Linked DNA regions of Mus musculus: region 2 is linked to region 1. The links are chromatin contacts, found by Hi-C or POLR2A ChIA-PET in ENCODE. All regions are on one chromosome and are shown on one strand. Each heading gives the region's core, a stretch centred on a gene start or an enhancer-like site at or near the end of the contact. The rest is flanking DNA. Distances are from core to core; before and after follow the strand shown. Region 1 holds the start of Fbxo42 (F-box protein 42). Region 2 holds the start of C630004L07Rik (RIKEN cDNA C630004L07 gene).

Region 1 (7,368 bases), core at 1,829-4,328:
ACACAGAGATCTGCCTGCCTCTGCCTCCTGAGTGCTGGAATCAATGGCCTGCCCTGCTGTGACCACCTATTTTACATATTTCAGAGTGTGCACTTTGAGAGCACTTTCACAAACCTTATCTCTTTTCATCTACATAATTACCTTGTAAAGTGGGAATCGGTATTATTGAACCAAGGAGTTTGGGTTTTATTAAGAATTGTTAACTCACTAACTAAAATGCCCTGAAAACACAGTCACTCAGCTCATCTCTAAACAGCTTCCCTGGAGACTTCAGCATGCTTATAACCCCAGGCTTTGCCAGTCTTTCCTTTGCCAGGTCTTTACAGAAGGCAGCCATCACACAGCTACATAAAATGATATTCGACACTAAGAAGCACCCTAGGAGCTGGGCAGTGGTGGCACACACCTGTAATATGTGGCACTCAGGAGACAAAGGCAGGCAAATCTTTGAGTTCAAGGCCAGCCTGGTCTACAGAGTGAATTCCAGAGCAGTCAAGGCTATACAGAGAAGCTCTGCTCAAAAAAAAAAAAAAAAAAATCAAAAATATAAATAAAATGTTGAAGAAGCATCCTAGGATTGGAGAGATGGCTCAGTGGCTAAAAGTGCCTTCTGATCTTACAGAGGATTCAGTTTGCTCTCCTAACACCCAAACTAAATGGCACTCCCCAGCTCCAGGGGATCTGATGCCTCTGCTAACACATGGACATTTTTTTCCTCTCTACTGTCCTTCTCCTCCCCTCCCCCATACACACACACACACATACACACACACACACAATTTTTTAAATAATAAGTGTTTAAAAGAAAAAGAATGCAGGGGCTGGACAGATAGTTAAACTGTCTCTTCCTCTAGACGACCTGGGTCCAATTCCCAGCACCCACATGGCAGCTCACAACTGTCTGTAACTCCTGTTCCCAGGGGATGGATACAGGCACTAGGCATGCAAATGGGAATACAGGGGCATGCTGGCAAAGGTACCCATAAATGTAAACTAAAAAAGGTAACTCTAAAACCAAACAAACAAACATGCCATCCTTTGCAGTTTTCCTGAGCTTTCTCATGTTGCACCTGAGACACGTAAGGAAACAAGCCGAAATGCTGTGCAGTGAATGATGTCCCAGCATTCCACCAAAACCTGATGCTGTAGTACAGCGGTGAGACAGATGGGGGGGGTAGGGGGGGAGAGACATGACATGATGTCAAACCACCACTGATTCCACAATCCTCTATTAGCAAAATAATAGGCAGAGTGGCCCTCTGAGTCCCTACTCCTGGCTCAACATACATCTTTAGTTAAGATACTAAGGAGATCTACACACTTCTATAAAAAAGAAAACGGATTTAAGAAAGGGAAAAATGGTCAAAGAGCTAGCTAATATTAAATGAACTAATTGCCATCTTAACTTAATACTTGTCACTAAGGGGAAGTGCATACATAAAGCTCTCACGGTTCAATGTAGAATGAATGCTATAGTAAATTGGGCTTATTTCTTAAGCAAACAGCTACGGGATATAAACTGATTATCATGCAACAGAAAGGACACCCGACCAGACTAGACAATTGAATACTCTCTGTCAGAAATATGACACAAGGGGCATCCCTGTCCAGCTTAAGAGCTACAGACTGAATTCTAAGTGATGGTATCTCTTCGCCAATTTATCCTTGTCCCTTTAAATCCATGATGTCATCATTCTTAAACACAAGCAAAACCCGATGTGTTACAAAAGACGTTTGGTGTGTCCAAGCAAAAGAGATGGCCCCGACAATTCACAACAGCACAAATCCATGTGAAGCCATTCTTGCTCCATGAAAAGGCCACCCGGCATCAAACATCTTCTCTACCCTAAAGAAATGAAACTAAAGACTCTCAATTACTACCACTTAAACAACAACAAAAAAGTTCCGAGAAAAATAAATAAATAACAAAAATAATCGAGTGTTGCCTCCGGCAAGTGAAACCCAGTAATGTGTCTGTCTGGTTCTGTATCTTAGATCCATCGGAACGCTGCCACTGTAAAGTCCAAACGCTTTGGCAACTGAGAAACGAAACATGGCTTTTCCTACTAAAACTCCGAGGATCCAACAGACAAAGCAACCGGCTTATTCCAAAGGTTTCCAACCAACTCCAGCATCTCAAGTTTTCTCAGCTGAAGCTACCAGGCTCTCTCACCTAATTGTGGTTTTCTTGATTTACAAACTCGTTGCCACCCTCCACGGACAATTCTCACCGGGGCAAGCCTTCTTCAGTCACAACGTGGACTGCTGTCTCCAGCCAGGAGAGCTGCAGTTCCCACTAAGAGAACACTCAGACGGCTAGGGGTCAGGGAAGGAACTGCTTGTGTTTTATTTCGTCAGCCGATTCCCCAAAAAAATCATCTCTTGGGCAGCTGCAGCTTCTGAGACGCCCGCCGGCCCCCTCGCCGCAGCCCCAATTCAGGAGGGCAGCAAGCGGGCTCCCGCTCTTCACCGAGGACTTCAGGGTTTCAGGGGGCGGGGTGAGGCTCCATGACACCCCGAAAGCCATTCTCCACCCCCTGACCGCGCATCCTTTCCCGGCCTGGAGGAGGACCCGGACCACCCTGCTGAGGAGAGGGCACAGGTCTGCGCCCATCCCGAGAGCTGGCTGCAAAGGGGCGCACGTCCCCACCTTAGCCTGGGAAGCCGAGGATGACGACAGCAAGACCCCAGGCCCGCCAAGACCCACGCCCGCGCAGGACACGGGGCCCGCGCCGGACTCGGGGTGCCCCGGGGTCCCCGGGCATGAAGCGCAAGAGGCGTCGGCGCCTGGCCGCGGCCCCGCACCGGGAGAGGCCTCACCTGGCCCAGACCGCTCCGCGCTCTCGGTTTCGCGTCTCCGGCGACGGTGGCGAAGGAGCCAGGGCCGGGGCCAGAGCACAGCCGCTCTGCCTCAGGCCGGTGCTTGCTGTGCTCGGGGGATCTTCACCGCTGGCGGAACCCGGGGTCGCCCGGAGCCGCCATCTTCCTCCACTCAAACGCCGCCGCGGCTACCACCGCCGCCGCCGCCGTCCCTGATGCCACCGCCGCTGCTGCTCAGACCGGGAGACGACAGCGCGCAGTGCGCATGCGCTGAGGCGGGGCGCGGAGGAAGCGCGCGCGCGCGCACACACGTCAGCGTGACCGGCCTTCCGCGCGGCGGCCGCTGGGCGGCGCCATATTGAGAAGGGCCGAGGGCGCGGAGCTTTCTAGGACTCTTATCAGGATCGGCGCGGCTGAGCGCTGGTATCTGAGCTGTTTTTCCGATTGTTTGATAGTGCAGACTTAGATTAAGGCACTTGTGCCCCCAGGTACCCACGGGTTGAGCGTAGAGAAAGGGCAATGGGGAACGGAAGTGCCTTTTAGATATCCCCAGGGAGAGGAAGCTCCCGGCGTTGGAGCCTCTGGAAACTGTAGCAGCAGCTATGTTGCTACCAACTTTAAAAAAAAAAAAAAAAAAGAGGAAACCCAGTCTCAAAACTCCCGGTGTAGAGCGGAGCCTGGGAGGAAACAAGCCTGTGTGTTTCTCTGTGCTTCCCAGTGTGGCCATCACCGAGGAGTGGGGTCCCGCTCCCACAAAAGAGTCTCACTTCAAGAAAGCTGTGTGTAGGTGAGAACCTTCTAGAACCCATCCCTGCAGATGTGGTTTAAGGAAATGCCAGACATAGAGAGCTCAAGCTCTTGTGCAATTGGAGCATTCTGAGACATCAAGCGAATAGCCCTGGGATAAAGTAGACCTAGGCTTGTATAGCCCGTGAGACGTGGTACTAGGTCAAAAGTACCACGAGGCTTGGTGACACTCCTTTAAGTCCAGTTATGCAGGAGGTTTAAGGGCGAGAATTGCTTGATCCAGGAGTTTGAATCTACTTTGAGGAACCTCAATCTAAAAAAAACATTTATGTTCCTCATATAAACATTAGAAAAAACTCTGGCACGCAGTAAGTGAGAAACTAAGAAATTCCATTGCCCTGGCATGGTGGTTGACTATTAATCCCAGCACTTGGGAAGCAGAGGTAAGTAGATTTCTGAGTTCAAGGCCAGCATGGTCTACATAATGAGACCCTGTCTCAAAGAAAAAGAGAAAGAAGTCTTGGCTTGCAAAATGGCTCAGCAGGTAAGGGTGCTTCCCCCAAGCTTGAAGACCCGAGTTCAATGCCTAGAACCTACATGATGGAGGGAGAAAACCAATGCCAACTCCCACAGTTTCCACCCTGATCTTCATTCTCAAACAATGACACTTGTGAACATACATACAGTAAATATTGCGTGTGCCTGAGCATATCTTGTGCACCACGTGTGTGGGTGCCCTTAGAGGCTAGTAGAGGGTGTCAGATCCCCTGGAACTGGAATTATAGGCAGTTGTGACCCTACCACCGCCATGTGGGTGCTAGGGATTGAACCTGGGTGGTCCTGCAAGAGCAGTACATGTCTTGACCGTCTCTCCAGCCCTGTAATCTAAGTTATAACATGTTCTAAGAACTCACGCTAGGTTGAGATAGCCCAGCAATAAGAATCTGTTTACCGTCAGGCATGGTGGTGCATGCCTTTAATCCCAGCACTTGGGAGGCAGAGGCAGGTGGATTTCTGAGTACGAGGCCAGCCTGGTCTACAGAGTGAGTTCCAGGACAGCCAGGGCTACACAGAGAAACCCTGTCTAGAAAAACAAAAAAAAAGAGAATCTGCTTACCCCTCTCTAGAAGACCTACATTCATGTGCCAGCACCTACAAGCTACTCACAACTGTCTAATACCAGCTCCAGGGGGTCTGACACCCTATTTGACCTCTTTGGGCACCCACCCACACAGCACACACACACTCAAGCATAGATAAAAACAAAATCTAAATATATATATGTATATATATTAAAACAAGGCTGCTACTGGCCTATGGTGGCACACACCTTTAATGACAGCACTCAGAAGGCAGAGACAGGTGAATCTCTGGGTTTGAGGCCAGCCAGGTGTACAGAGTAAGTTCCAGGACAACCAGAGCTCTTCCACAAAGAAGCGCTGACTTGGGGTACAGGTGGGGAGAATTGCTAGGTCATGTTAGAGTTCAAATACAGAACCATTTTACCCTTAGCTCAAAGATAGGCGGGAGTTTTGTTGCTTTGACGAAAAGCTTTATCATTAATATCCATCATATATAGACTAGTACCCAGCGGAGACTCACTGAATATATGTTGAATAAAAGAATGAACTGGAGCCGGGCGTGGTGGTGCACGCCTTTAATCCCAGCACTAGGGAGGCAGAGGCAGGCGGATTTCTGAGTTCGAGGCCAGCCTGGTCTACAGAGTGAGTTCCAAGACAGCCAGGGCTATACAGAGAAACCCTGTCTCGAAAAACCAAAATAAATAAATAAATAATAATTAAAAAAAAAAAAGAATGAACTGGGAATTTGAGAACTAAGAGGGGATTCAGCGGATGCATGTTTAGTGAACACCTACTATGCACCAGAGTGCAGATGCATGTTTAGTGAACACCTACTATGCACCAGAGTGCGGATGCATGTTTAGTGAACGCCTACTATGCACCAGAGTGCGGATGCATGTTTAGTGAACGCCTACTATGCACCAGAGTGCGGATGCATGTTTAGTGAACGCCTACTATGCACCAGAGTGCGGATGCATGTTTAGTGAACGCCTACTATGCACCAGAGTGCGGATGCATGTTTAGTGAACGCCTACTATGCACCAGAGTGCGGATGCATGTTTAGTGAACGCCTACTATGCACCAGAGTGCGGATGCATGTTTAGTGAACGCCTGCTATGCACCAGAGTGCGGATGCATGTTTAGTGAACAGCTACTATGCACCAGAGGGCGTGCCATATCTGTCTGTTTGTGGTTTTCTGTTTGAGATAGAGTCTCACAGTGAAGTCCTAATTTGCCTGGAGCTCTCTTTGTAGACTAGGCTGGCCTCCAACTCACAGAGATGTACTCAACGTCTACCTCCCATGTACTGGGATCAAAGGTATTTGCCATCATACCCAGCCCATCTGGAGGGTTTTTGAGAGAATTCTTATGCTGTAGAACAGGTTATACTTCCTATGTAGACCAGGCTGCTTCAACCTCCCAAGAGCTGGGATTACAGATTTTATATATGCATATATATAAAGATTTTAACCTATATTTCTGAAAGTGTATGAGGGAGTGGATGGAAGTCAGAGGACAACCCATACATAGCAGTTGGCTGTCTCCTTCCAAGGGAGCAAACTGAGGTGGTCAGGATTGGCAGCCAGTGCCCTTACCTACTGAGCCATCTCACCAGCTTGTGACTTAGGTAAAGTTAACAAGGTCCCTGATACATAAAGAGCCTGTACAAGAAAGACAATAAATATGTGTTCGTATTAACTGCAATACATAGAAAAGTTATTAAAGCGAATTATTTATTACTAATCACAGTTCACGGGTTTTTTTTTTTTATTTTTACAATGTGCATGAGAGGGTGTGTGTGTGCGTTTGCTTGTGTGTGCATGCCATGGCATGTATGTAGAAATCAGAGGACAACTGCAGCTGTCTGTCCTTTCCTCCCACCTCGTTGAGACAGGGCTTCTTTGTTCCCTTCGGAGCATTGCCGGCTCCCTGGCCCATAAGCATCCAGGGATGCTTCTGTCTCACTGTAGGCACACTGCGATCACAGGTACCGTTACAGACAGCAGATGCCACGATGCCCAGATTGAGGTAGGTTCTGTCTGTTTGAACTGAGGTCTCATGCTTTTGTATTGTAAGCATGTTCCCAACGAGCCCTCTCCCCCGCCTCACTCAGTGCTCATTTTATTAGGTACCTAACACTGGTACCCAGGTGCCACCATTGTGCTCATTGTACAAATGGAGAAACAGTCTTCTCCAGGTTAAAGCTCCCCAAAACAGGCAGGGTTCAAGCCCACATGGTCTTGTCACTTCAAAGCCCAGGCTCTTGAACTCGGCAAGAGTTCTGACAAGCAGGAGGCTTGGTTACGTTCGACCTAGACCATCAGGAGGGAAATTGACTCTCATCTCTCACAGTGGAGAGAATATACGATAATGGCTCAGATTTGTCTCTCGGCCACACGTAGACTGGGACAGATAATGGGGACCAGGGCTAGAGGCAAGGGCTGAGACCGGGATGAAAGATGGTGCTCAGACCCGTCCAGTAAGTTCAAACGTGCTTTAAGAAAAGAGTCTGTCCAAATAATTACAGGAGCATTTTATGGTTTTAGTTATTTAGCTTAGGTAATATATGCACATAGTGCAGCATTCAAAGGCACAACAGGAAGTATAATAAAACGGAAATTGGAGTTGAGGACATGTTTCAGTGGTACAGAGTCTGCCTAGAATCCTCAAATCTGCACACATGTTTAATCCCAACACTCAGGAGTCAGAGGCACGTGGC
Region 2 (7,368 bases), core at 2,018-4,517, 97 kb before region 1:
TTATTCCTCTCGGATCCCCGCCCCCTTCCTCTAGCCCTGCCCCTCACCTCCTGCAGCTTGCAGTCGCGCAGGCTCAGCGTGGCCAGGACGCCACTGCCGCGCACGTCGGGGATGTCCTGCCACAGCGAGAAGGTGGAGCCCCGCGTCGAGCGTTGCGCGCGGAAAGAGCTGCTCGGGGAGAGGTTGGCGCGCGGTGGCCCGGGCCCCTCCTCCGCGCCCTCCGCTCCGTCCCCGGGGCCCTCCTCCTCACGCTGCTGCCGCCGCAACTCGCGCGCGCTGGCCACGTCGCTGTACTCCTGGTAGAGGACAGCTGGGCGGGGCGGGGAGCGGGAGCTCTTTACCCTTGCCAGAAACACTAATTGGGCGCCAACTGTACGCCAGCCCACCTGCTAGTCCCTGGGAGTGCAATTCTCTTCCTTGCAGCACACTGTCTCTACCTCCCAGCTCCCCCCAAAGCGGGATCCCCAGTTTCCAACGTCCCCGGCCCCCATCTCCCCAGAGCCCCTCGCAGCATCTTCGCACGTACAATTAAGGAGGAAGCGGGACTGGCGCCTCTCAGTGGCGCTGCTGGGATCCTGAGTCGGCTTGTCTTGCGTGTCCAGCCTAGGAAAGAGCGTCAGGACCTCTTTGCATCCCTCCCCAACCCGAGCCCCAAGAGAGAGGTGGGTACCTGGGTTCCACCAGACCACCGTGGACCTCGTTTAGATCGACGGGTCCTGGAAGCGACACACTGTCCGCCCTTGTCTCGGCTCTTCGGGATTCCCTCACGGGCAGTTTCCCTACAGAAAACAAGAGCTGGGGTTGGGCGATACAGAGAACAACACGGAGCACCTGGCTGATCACCCGAAGACCTTAACACGGGTGGGTAGGCTGTGCCCTGCCTGCCTAGTTCAGGCTACTCTCAGAGCCCGGAGAATAGCTGGTACCTTCCCGGATGGCTCCAGCACCTGAGCCCGAGGTCAGAACCCTGGTGGCAGTGCTGCGCCCCAAGCGCAGAGAGGAATGCAGCCTAGTCATCAGCTCTGAGGCCGAGAAACGCCTTCGCTCCGGTGCCTCAAGGCCCCCTCTGGCGTTCCCAGAAAGCTCCTGGGGCCCGGGCTCTAGAGCACACAGAGCCTGCTCTTGCGCAGCCTGGCCAGTCTCCAGAAGGCCCGTAGGGGTCTCGGTGCCGGTGGCCTCTTCGTTATGATACACCTGCATCTTGCGCCCTAAGGGTGAGGATAAAATAACACCTGTCACCCCCTGTAGTCTGCCCCATCTTCCTCCTTGTGGCGGCATGACCCTGAACATCAAAATAAGGTCCCCAGGGCAATGAGATCATCGCAAGAGCTTTACATAGAGACTAGAGGGCCTGACAAGGGAACAGGGAAATAGGGGCTGCCAGGCTAGTTATGTAATCCTGACAAGTCACTTGGGCTCTATGAGCCATCTTTCCCTTGTCCCTAAAACTTGCCCTGCCTTTTGGGGCATTCCGGAGTTTAAAGGGTTCAAAAAGAGCCACCAAGTCCCTCCCCTGGCTGCCCCTCCCCCCCCCCATCGTGACTCACAGGCTGACTTCTCTGAGCCACTGTGGCTGGCCCTGCGTTGGGGCTGCATGTGCTGAGAACTCCACGGTTCCACCAGAGTTGGGGGCTGGGCACCAGGACAGTGAGGCCAGCTGCCAGCCCTGCCGGGTCTCATTCCTCCACTGGTGGAGGCGATATGGGTATCTGGGCCTCCTGGGGACGTCGGCCATAACAGTCCTTGGAGAGGGGCAGGGGTTGCCAGGGACCAGCGGCTACCGGGAGCTTGCAGCTCCTCTGGAGCAATGGGAAAGAGATCCACACACAGTCGGCTCGGAGGCAGCTCCACGAAGGACAGGCTCTCCTGCTGGCACACAGCTACTGGGCGACGGGCGGTGCCAGGTGGTCCAGCCAAGTGAGGCTGGAGGGTTGCAGGTGGCCCACAGTCCATTCCTTCTTTACTCTGTCACCCTCCTGGGCCTGCAGGAGAGAAGGTGTCAGACCCAGATATAGTACGACAGGGAGGGACAGTGAGCCACCATGTCCTGGAGGCCCGCACAGACCCTCATGCACACATGTGCACAGGACACAGATACACTCACATGTCTGTTTAATAAACGCCAGTAGGAATCACCAGCACTTAGCAGATGAGGAAGCACCCACATAGCATCTCATTTAATCTCCATCGACTGACTTAAGGAACTGACGCCTGTAGGTGAGAGAGCCAAATGGCAGAGCCAGGATTCTCACACAGGTGTCACGGCTTCCAAAGCTGCGTTCTTAGCCACCTAGGAAATTCTCTCACATGTGGACATGTGACCAGACATACAGATAACATACACTGTCACACGAATTCATGCTCCAGCACACAGACCCACATTTTCTTCTGGCAAACATAGTTTCACAGATAACTTGAAACATGTCAAACTCCAGTACCCGGTATACAGTCACCAGTCACATCCTTTTTGTTTTTTTTGGTTTGGTTTAGTTTGTTACACAAGCTTAGATTTTTCTCTTACTCTCTCTCTCTCTCTCTCTCTCTCTCGCTCTCTCTCTCTCTCTCTCTCACACACACACACACACACACACACACACAAGTTCCAGGCATGTACGCACATTCCAGGATGCAGATACACACAGCCCCCAATGTCTCATTCTGAAGTTATCCAACCCCTTCCATACCCAGACTTGAGGCCCTTCACGCTGAGTGATGCCTACAGCCTTGCCAAGCTGGCTGGGAGGGTCACAGACTGGCAGGAGGGCCACCACCCAGATTAGTCCCTCCCAGGAAAGAGCAGAGAGATGCCCAATCCCCAGTTTGGGGTGACTGAGGGGTTTATCCCCATTCCAGCTCCCAGACACTGGATCAAGCCAGGCAGAATGGGCCGTTTCTGGGCAGGACGCCATCCCTGGGCAGTGTGCCAGCACCCCAGGGCGGGATGGTGAGCCCAGTGGTCCAAGACCCTCAAACCTCTGCCCTGGGCCCTCTGTGGCCTCTCTCTTGCCCCTCACCTCTTCAGCTGAAGCTGCTGCCGCCTGCCTGCTCCGGCAGGGAAGCCCTGTCTCTGCCCAGCTGGCTGGGGGAGATCCCACCCAGACAAAGAGTTTGATTCATCAAACCCTGTGGTGAGGCAAAGAGAGGGAGGGAGCAGGCAGCGGGCTGGGGCTGGGCGGGGGCCTACACTTGCCTGGTTGCGCTGTGGGCAGTCTGGGCAGCGAGGACCCCTGCAGAGGCCCCTTGGCCAAAGGGGCAGTGCCCAGTCTGGCAGAAATAAGAGGGAGACCCAGAGAAATGGCGGCCTTAGAGACAACAGCTCAGGAACTGGCTCTGGAGACTCTGAAGAAGAGAAACCACAGAGGGTGAGACCCTTGAGGCCCCGGGGACAGGCTGAGGCTGAGACACCTCAAATCTCAGACTGGTCCAGATTCCCAGGCAGATGAGAAGTCCCGAAAACAAACAAACAAACAAACACAGGGAGACTGACTGGGGTGAAGAAATAATAGCTCAGTGGGGTTGCCTGGTGGAAGAGCCGAAACAAAAGCTGTTAGAATCTGAGTTGGCATGAAGCAAACCACAGGCACTAACACAGAAGGGGGCTGGGCCCAGTCCAGTCTCAGTATGCCAGGAAGGCTTCCTGGAGGAGATCCCAGCTTACTGTTGCAAGGTTCAAACCCTCAAGGACTCAGTACAAAAAGATGGAGCATTGACCCCAGGCCGGAACCAGCAACATCAGGGTGCGTCTGGTATATGAGAGTTGGGGCTCCCCACTGTACCCCAGCTTCTTCTCTCAGTTTGGGGGGGATTGAGGGAGAGGCTGGCTGTTTCTCAGGGGCTCTCTCCCAAAAAACTGCTGTACCTCACTCCCTTGTTTAGCCCTTGTCCCTTAGGTCTATAAGTACTAATCTGGGTAGCTCACTCAACCTAAAGTAGGAGAGTTGGTACCCACTTCCTGATGCTAATACAAGAATTAACAGCAATGCCTCAGGTACAGGGCACTGTGAGCCTTGTCTCTGGTAGGCGGTCCCCTGAGTGTCATCTCACTTTTTGGTGGAGGATGCCTTGGGCCAGCAGCCAGTAGTAGGAGCAAGCAGAAGGGGGGCAGAGTCAGCTCCTGTCCAGCACACAGGTCTCTTTTAGGTGTAAGTGCATACTCGGGCCTAGAATCCCCCCTCCACGCCCCCCGGAGAACAACTCCTGTCCACCATGATTTATGAAGTTAAATAAGCAAAACATCAGATCTTAAGGCAGAAGCATCTTCAGACCTCAGAGGAGAAGGCTGAAGGAGGAGCTAAGGGCTTTCAGGAAGACAGGATAAAGAGATGTGTCAGGGGTGGGCAAGCTGGTCTGCTTCCACAGTGCTCAGGCCTGGAAAGGTCATGGCTAGACAGGGGTTCCAAGCCAAGCAGAGTGTCAGGAAGAGGACATGGGAGTTGCCTGTCAAGCTGGGGCGCCAGCCCAGTAGCTTCTCAGGATGCAGACCACCCAACGCTGATGTTAGTGATTTAGGTCCAGAGCTGGGTTTAATACTGGGTAGCACTTCTCTGATGATAATATAAAAATGAAAGTCTCAGGGACTTCAGGTGGCTGGGTACCCAGATGTGACCCCAGGACACACTAGAGCTCTTGAAGCAAGGATCCCTCTGGAAACCAGGGTTTGAGGTCCTGTGTTGACACTGACCAAGCCCATCCTCAGGCCTTGGTATCCTCATGTGACAGGTGACCCTCAGGTCCCCCTTTATGAAACCTGTTTCATAGGTGTCTCTGCAGGCTGAGAAGGATCGGCAGAGGCCAAGGGATGGTCTCTACTAGTTAGAGAGGGTAACCAGCCTGCCTAGCAAGTTGCCAGAGCATCCCTAGGCACTGCTGTTGTCTGGGACAGCACCTCTGGCCCTGGTACCCAGCCCTCCCTCCCTCCCTGCTCCATGCCCTTTGGCTGCCTGCTCAGAGGAACAGACCCTGCCAGATTCCCTTGTTCCTTAAGGGACAAAACCTAGTTGGAGGTCATGGCCAGAAAGGGGGTTCCAAGCCAAGCAAAGTCCCAGGAAGGCAAGAATGGACTGAAGCCAGAAACAGCAGGCAGACAGCACAAAGGACTCCCTCGGGATACAGGAAGGGGAGGACGGTTGCTGACCCAGGGCCCTACCTCAGCCGGGGAGCTCCTCCGTCAAGCTGCTGGTACAGTCCAGGGCTCCAGGCCACCCTGGGGGCAATGGGGTTGTAGCCAAGTCCTCAGAGGACCATGTCAGCATGGCTCCAAGGCCGGGCAATGTAAGCTCCTGGGTATTGTGTGGGGCAGGGAGGGGGGAGGCGAGGGGGAGGGAGCCTTGCAGAGGCAGGCGGCTGTCTCAACGTGCCTGCTCCCCGCCCCCCTTCCCCAGAACCGGTTTGGCCAGTCAGGTACAAGAGGGGGCTGGAACAATGGGAGCCCTATGCCTCCCAGAAGCTCGGAGGGACCCCAGACAACTGCCTAAAGATGGGGTTAGCTGGGATCTGCTCCTTGGAGGTGGGCCACCCCTCTCTCTCTCTTTCTCTCTCTGGAGCTTCCCAGGTCCTAGGTATGGGCGGGGACTTTGTGGGAGTGGAGGACGTCCTGGAAGCTCCAAATCTGGAATCCCTTCTCGGGGATCTTGAGACCTCCTCTGCCACTCCCCCGCCCCTCCCCCATGAGCCACATCTGTAAATTAGGAACACTCAGCTGCATAGCTGGGGGGACAGAAGTCAGGTGGCCACTCCCCACCAGTGGCTCTTTCCTGCTGCAATGACCAACCTTTAGGTCTTCAGCATGTGCATCCCCAGTGAACCTTCATAGAGAGCAGCAGCCCACAGGGAGTTTTAGTAAGGTCAATGACACAGCTGAGGTCAAGGAAGCCTCTATAGTGATGGCGGGTTGCTCCATGATCTGTGCCAGGCACACGACTTTGCCAAGCCTGCCGAAAAGGTAAAGCCACTTCCTCCCAGTTTCTGGATTGGGTGTGAGCGCCTGTTATGTGTGTGAGCGCCTTGCAATTGGCAAGCGGGTGAGATTCCCAGAGTATGGAGGGTAAGCTGCAAGGACGACGCCCCCAGTGTTGAAAGCCTGTACGCTTCCTGTGTGCAAAGCATGGGTCTACCTACTGTGCGTTACGACCCTCTGAAGCCCACACTGTGACGGCTACCACTCAGGAGCTGAGTACCTGAGGCTTGTACCCCTAAACACGAGTACTCTCCCATCCGTGACGTCCCATCACCTCTTCCAGATGGTGAAACCAAAGCTCTAGGAGCATTGTTAACAAGAACGACATGGGGGCTGGAGAGATGGCTCAGTGGTTAGGAACACTTGCTGCCTTTGCAGAGAAACCAGACTCAGTCCCTGATACCCATATGGCGGCTCACAACCATGTGATCTGACACTTTCTCTTGGCTTTCCTGGACGCTAGGCATGTATGTGGTCCATACACTTACAGACATGCAGGCAAAACTCACACATATAGAAAAATAAAAATGAATAAGTCAACACAAAGAAAAAAAGAAAGAGAATAATCATAATCAGTATGAAACCCAGACTCATCTGGCACCATCACTTGCCAACCTCCTTAGCCACTCACTGACTGGTGTGCTGGGAGACACCTGGCTGACCTCCCTTCCACATCCTTTCCCCTGAAAAATTTGGTATGTAGGTGAGGACGAGCTTGGGATATTGAGCTTTCTGCCTCTACCTTTTGAGTGCTGGGATCACAGCGAGCACCAGTTTACACAGTGTTGGGGCTTGAACTCAGAACCTCTCCTTTGCAGGCGAGCACTCTACCACCTGATCTTCAATCTCCAGGGTTGCTAAGCTAAGCCCGTTCCCTAATCTTCCTATACCATAGGCCTGCTAAACTTCATGCCCAGACCCCAGTGAACCCTCCCTCAGAGTGGGTTCTTTAGCTTCTAGTTGATGACTTTAAGCTCAAAGCGGGGTCCTCTACTCCACCTAAGGACCATTACACCGTGAGACGACACTGTCCAGAGTGAGTGGGAGCGATAGAGTTGTGTCAATGTAGAGCAGGAAGAGGGGATGTGGAGAAGAAAACGCCAACTGACTATTCCTCCCAAGAGGCACTGCCCTGGCCCCTCGCTGGAAACCAGAGGGTTTGGACCTTGGGTTGGGGCCAAGGCGGGAGCCCTAGAAAAAAAGCTTAGGAAATTGTGTTTCTTTCGCACCGGGTCGGGTGGAGCAGGCACTCCTGGAGGAGGGAAGCTCTCTCGGCCCCGTGAAAGTTCAAGGTAAAAGGGGGCGTGTCGAAGGCAAGACTATTGTAAAGGAGCCTGGCCAATCCTTGCTCCACTCTAGCGGGCGGGGCTTGAAAGGGAGGAGCCAGGACGTGGGGGCAATTAGGAGGCGTA

What was found. Hi-C counts contacts between places; a loop is a spot of excess contacts on that map. ChIA-PET counts read pairs that join two places held with the same protein, here RNA polymerase II (POLR2A).
Region 2: a map of left cerebral cortex shows a loop between it and region 1 (2.2-fold over the local background). The contact joins the promoter of C630004L07Rik here to the promoter of Fbxo42 in region 1. A Hi-C loop is called at or near these places in 1 of 37 maps with a recorded cell type or tissue (left cerebral cortex). POLR2A ChIA-PET finds 5 or more read pairs at or near these places in 2 of 5 experiments (Patski and embryonic stem cell).

The regions. Positions count from the first base shown.
Region 1 is chr4:141,143,632-141,150,999 of GRCm38, reverse strand. It overlaps Fbxo42 (F-box protein 42), which reads right to left and starts at 3,078. Exons shown (of 10, transcript NM_172518.3): 1 at 2,821-3,078.
Region 2 is chr4:141,240,789-141,248,156 of GRCm38, reverse strand. It overlaps C630004L07Rik (RIKEN cDNA C630004L07 gene), which reads left to right and starts at 3,267. Exons shown (of 2, transcript NR_165245.1): 1 at 3,267-3,362. It overlaps Arhgef19 (Rho guanine nucleotide exchange factor (GEF) 19), which reads right to left. Exons shown (of 18, transcript NM_001379647.1): 3 at 3,191-3,339; 4 at 1,548-1,982; 5 at 927-1,208; 6 at 671-779; 7 at 527-603; 8 at 48-310. The coding sequence starts at 1,953. Gm52686 (a long non-coding RNA gene) reads left to right here. Exons shown (of 2, transcript XR_003955161.1): 2 at 1-197.